Linked DNA regions of Homo sapiens: region 1 is linked to region 2. A link is an interaction called in ENCODE POLR2A ChIA-PET data of the cell type or tissue named here. Cell type or tissue: HepG2. All regions are shown on one strand. Region 1 overlaps PLXNB2 (plexin B2). Region 2 overlaps TUBGCP6 (tubulin gamma complex component 6).

Region 1 (2,500 bases), 53 kb after region 2:
CCTGCTCCCTGGGAGTGCACCCATTAGACAGGCAGCTCCTGCCCGGCACAGAACTCCCTCCCTGCACTGGGGGTTCAGTGCTCAGCTGCTGCCCAACCCCTGGAGCCCCCCAGGTGCCCACGAGCACAGCAGCCGCTGGGAGAGGTGACCACCCACAGGCTAGGGAGTTCCTGGCCGACTGGTGGCAGAGAGGCTGGGTAGGGCCATGGGACCCCAGGCTTCACCAGGATAGGGGTGATCAGCCAGGAAAAGATGCTGGCTTTAGTGAGAGACAGGAAGATTCTACAAGCCCACGGGAACCTCTGGGCATGATCCTGGTGGAGGGGGTTCTATGCCCAGCTCAGCCAGGGTCCCCCGCTGTGGCTCAGTGGCCTGTCCAGGGGAGAGGAGAGGAGGGCACAGGAGTCCCAGGCCTCCAGGAGAGGCCCGTAGGCTACAGCCACAGCCCATGGCCCTACCAGGGAGGAGCAGCGCCTGCCCGAAGGCTCCCCAACCCCCGCCGCGCCCCTCCCCTACCCACAGCCACCCGGGGGCAGGTCCCGCAGGCCCCCGCCTTCTAAGTGCACCCAGTGGCGCCAGCGGGGGCAGGCAACGTCCAGGCCCCTCGGCCCTGCGCCCAGGCCTGCTGCCCTCCCCTCCCAGCCCCGCTCACCCGGCCCAGCTCGCTCACCCGGCCCAGCTCGGTGGCAGTGGCAGAGGCAGCCTCAGCCAGGCGCAGCTCCCGGGAATGAATGGAATGCGCCCGCAGCTGGGAGGGGAATGCGGGGGCAGCGCGGGGGCGGGGCCCACGGTCCCCTCGGATCTGGCCCGGACCGTGGTGGGGCAGCCTGGGGAACCCTGCGGCGCCCCTAGCCCCAGGAAAAGCAATGGCTCTGGGCCCCCACAAGCCACCCCTCAGCCGTCCCCCAGCTTCCACCCAGGGAAGACACTCACCCACCCGCCAGGGCTGTAGGGGCCCCGGTACAGGAAGAAGGCTCTCCTGTCCCTGCCGGGGGCTGGCACACCCTAAGTGCTCAATAAACACCACCGTGTGCCACCAGGGAAAGCCTGACTCCCAGGGTCCTACAGGCCCAGGCTTTTCAGGGTGGCAGGCGCGGCTGGGGTGACACCCTACAGGTGGCAGCTGCCTTCTGGTTCCTGGACAAACAAGGCCTCAGGTGACCTGCCTGCCCAGGCCCAGGAGCAAAGGGCAACCCACCGGACCAGCAGCAAAGCTCCGGCGGCGCAGGAGGCGCCAGGCACAGCCAGCTACGCTTCCTGCTGCCTGTGTTCCTGGAACAGGAGGGAGGGCGGGCAGCAGGCACTTCCTGTTTTGAAGCCCTCCTGGGACCCCCACTTACGGGGCTGGCGGGGATTTCCTCGGGCCCTCTGGTGCCTTCCTCCTGGCTGAAGCTCGGAGGGGCACTTTCAAGAGGCCACAGCAACTCCGGCTGCTGCTGGGCAGGGAAGCTCCCCACTTCCATCCAGACCAGGCCACAGCAACTCCAGCTGCTGCTGCCCACAAAGCGTCTGCACAGGCACCCCCCCACCACACCCCCAACGCTCCAATTCCCAGCCCTGATGTCCCAGAACCCGGTGCCACAGTCTCACTGCAGACCACTCCACCTGAGCAAAAGCTTGGCCTGAGCAACAGCTTGGCCTCAGAGAACCATGGGAGCCTCACAGCGGCTCCATGGGCAGGGAAGCTCCCCACTTCCATCCAGGCCAGGCCATGGGAAGGGTGGCAGAGTGACAGGTACGGTTGAAACCTGGCTGGACAGAGCCTTGCAGACACCACATGGCAGTTCTAGATACCTCCGGCCTCCCTGTCCACATAGCCCCAGCCACCCACTGCCTTTCCCAGGTGGGGTACAGACCCCTCACCGAGGCTCCAGTGGTCCAGCTCAGTTTCTGCTCCAGGCCAGCATCGAGATTCTCTAGGAGGCAAAGGAGAGACGCCGGTCACAAGAGGAGCCCGGTCTGCTGTGGAGCCCCCCACCTCTGTCCCATGCTGGTGGGGCTTGGGGGAAGAAACATCCCACAGGACCCCATCTGGCCTTTGGCTTCCCTCTGGCCCCTGCACAGCCCCTTCCTCAGACACCTCCAGGGCTCCTGGCACTCCCCTCTGTCAGGGGCTTTCTGCCTGTTTAAACTAGGTATGGCTATTACTTTGCTTAAAATAAAAGTTGCTTTCTGAGGCCGGGTGCGGTGGCTCCCGCCTGTAATCCCAGCACTTTGGGAGGCCGAGGCGGGAGGATCACGAGGTCAGGAGATCAAGACCATCCTGGTGAACACAGTGAAACCCCGTCTCTACTAAAAATACAAAAAAATTAGATGGGCCTGGTGGCGGGCAGCTGTAGTCCCAGCTACTCGGGAGGCTGAGGCAGGAGAATGGCATGAACCCGGCCGATGGAACTTGCAGTGAGCGGAGATCGCACCACTACACTCCAGCCTGACTTCGTCTCAAAAAAAAAAAAAAAAAAAAAGTTGCTTTCTGAAAAATACGCACACCCATGACCCT
Region 2 (2,500 bases):
CCAACTCGCTCCCAGCACCTCCGCTTGCTGGCCTCATAGGTAAGTGCGGCTTCCCACAGGTCCACGTCTGGGGTCACGCTGGGCTCAGACTGGGAATCAGGAGTCAAGTTGGACGCTGACTGGAATCCTTCGTCTTCCCACTGATCCACACTCGGTGGGACCTGGAGACACAGGGAAGGGCAAACCGCCACTTATTGCTGTGTCCACGTTTCATCCAAGGGCGATGAGAATTTCAGGAACTTTATGCAAAGACCTAACAAAATGTTTCTTCTGTTTTTCTCAAGCGCATGTGTACCATACAATGTTTCCCACCAATGAGCCATTTAAGGAATTAAACAAAATAAGTCGTCAAGGCTGCCAATTTCCAATTCCATGTAACACATAAGCCTCAGTGGAACTTAGAGTGAAACTTTTTGAGATGCCTCAGACCTGGAAATTCCAATGTGGGGAACCCAGAATTAAAAAAATCACACTCAACATTAAAACACTACTGTACACCGGGGCCAGGCGCAGTGGCTCACGCCTGTAATCCCAGCACTATGGGAGGCTGAGGCAGGTGGATCACCTGAGGTCAGGAGTTTGAGACCAGCCTGGCCAGCATGTGAAACCCCGTCTCTACTAAAAATATAAAAATCGGCCAGGCGTGGTGGTGGGCACCTGTGGTCCCAGCTACTCGGGAGGCTGAGGCAGAAGAATTGCTTGAACCCGGGAAGCGGAGGTTGCAGTGAGCCGAGATTGCGCCACCACACTCCAGTCTGGGCGACAGAGCAAGACTGTGGGCAGCAAGCCACCCAGGTGCCGAGGCAAGAGACCGAGGGCACGAGCTGTTCTAGTACAATAAAATATATAGAACAAGAATAGTTACACTATAGATCATAAATATGATTATATATGAACGTTATTAATCATTAGTTTGTAGCAATTGCTCTTTATTCCAAGATTATAATAATCTTCGCTCTACAATTGTAACTTACGAGAAACCAGGCCATACAGAGACAGGAGCTGAAGGGGCAAGGTGAGAAGTGACCAGAAGACAAGAGTGTGAGCCTTCTGTCATGCCCAGACAGGGCCACTAGAGGGCTCCTTAGTCTAGTGGTAATGGCAGCACCTGGGAAGACGCCCATTACCTAGCGGACCTTGGTCTAGCGGTAGCGTCAGTGCCTAGGAAAAGCACCCACTACTTAGCAGACCAGGAAAGGGAGTCTCCCTTTCCCTGGGGGAGTTAGAGAAGACTCTGCTCCACCACCTCTTGTGGAGGGCCTGACATGACTCAGGCCCACCCGCAGTTATCCAGAGGCCTAAACGTCTCCCTGTGATGCTGTGCTTCAGCAGTCACACTCCTAGTCCACTTTCATGTTCCATCCTGTACACCTGGCTCTGCCTTCTAGATAGCAGTAGCAAATTAGTGAAAGTACTAAAAGTCTCTGAAATGCAGAAATAATGGTGTAAGCTGTCTCCTCTCTCTCTGCTTCGGCTGCCAAACAGGGAAGGGCCCCCTGTCCAGTTGACACGTGACCCACGTGACCTTACCTATCATTGGAGATGACTCACACTCCTTACCCTGCCCCTTTTGCCTTGTATCCAATAAATAACAGCGCAGCCTGGCATTTGGGGCCACTACTGGTCTCCACGTGTTGGTGGTAGTGATCCCCCGGGCCCAGCTGTTTTTTCTTCTATCTCTGTCTTGTGTCTTTATTTCTACCATCTCTGGTCTCCGCATATGGAGAGAAAAACCCACAGACCCTGTAGGGCTGGTCCCTACACAAGACTCCATCTCAAAAAAAAAAAAAAAAAAAAAAAAAAGAACAATCAGGCCGGGCTCACGCCTGTAATCCCAGCACTTTGGGAGGCCGAGGCGGGCAGATCACGAGGTGAGGAGATAGAGACCATCCTGGCTAACACGGTGAAACCCCGTCTCTACTAAATATACAAAAAATTCGCAGGGCGTGGTGGCAGGCACCTGTAGTCCCAGCTACTCAGGAGGCTGAGGCGGGAGAATGGCGTGAACCTGGGAGGCAGAGCTTGCAGTGAGCCAAGATTGTGCCACCGCACTCGAGCCTGGGCGACAGAGCGAGACTGTGTCAAAAAAAAAAATCAAATAAAATAAAAAAATAAAAATACAAACATATAAAATACAAAAATTAGCTGTGTGTGGTGACGCACACCTGTAGTCCCAGATACTTAGGAGGCTGAGGCAGGAGAATCGCTTGAACCCAGGAGATGGAGGTTGCAGTGAGCCGAGACCACACCACTGCACTCCAGCCTGGGCGACAGAGCAAGACTTGTCTCAAAAACAAAAAACAAAACTGCTGTACACCAAGACATTTGCTGTAGCATTATGTATGTTTCTAAATCATCTAGCTATCGCATAAGAATAGAACGACTAGTAACAATGTATCCTTTTGGCAACACTGATAAAGCAATAAAATACAAAACTCAAATGAGGAGCTACAGCGTACCATGGTAAAGCCTCAGGCGACAGACAGCAAAAACATATCCA

Evidence for each region. Peaks named below come from ENCODE experiments on the same cell type or tissue, not always from the same donor. Only the 100,000 strongest peaks of a DNase experiment are listed, where the experiment ranks them.
Region 1: POLR2A ChIA-PET joins it to region 2 with 5 read pairs; 11 of 35 experiments call an interaction of 5 or more read pairs at or near these places.

The regions. Positions count from the first base shown.
Region 1 is chr22:50,292,863-50,295,362 of GRCh38, forward strand. It overlaps PLXNB2 (plexin B2), which reads right to left. Exons shown (of 37, transcript NM_012401.4): 2 at 1,857-1,916. Among named protein-coding and RNA genes, the nearest start is that of PLXNB2, 14 kb to the right of the region's middle. In HepG2, a CTCF peak has its summit at 585; DNase peaks (open chromatin) are centred at 709 and 1,189; H3K4me3 peaks cover 1,274 bases.
Region 2 is chr22:50,240,207-50,242,706 of GRCh38, forward strand. It overlaps TUBGCP6 (tubulin gamma complex component 6), which reads right to left. Exons shown (of 25, transcript NM_020461.4): 2 at 1-161. Among named protein-coding and RNA genes, the nearest start is that of TUBGCP6, 3.6 kb to the right of the region's middle. RefSeq lists an enhancer at 1,199-1,498. In HepG2, a CTCF peak has its summit at 1,082 (motif pointing right); DNase peaks (open chromatin) are centred at 1,095 and 1,565; H3K4me3 peaks cover 642 bases.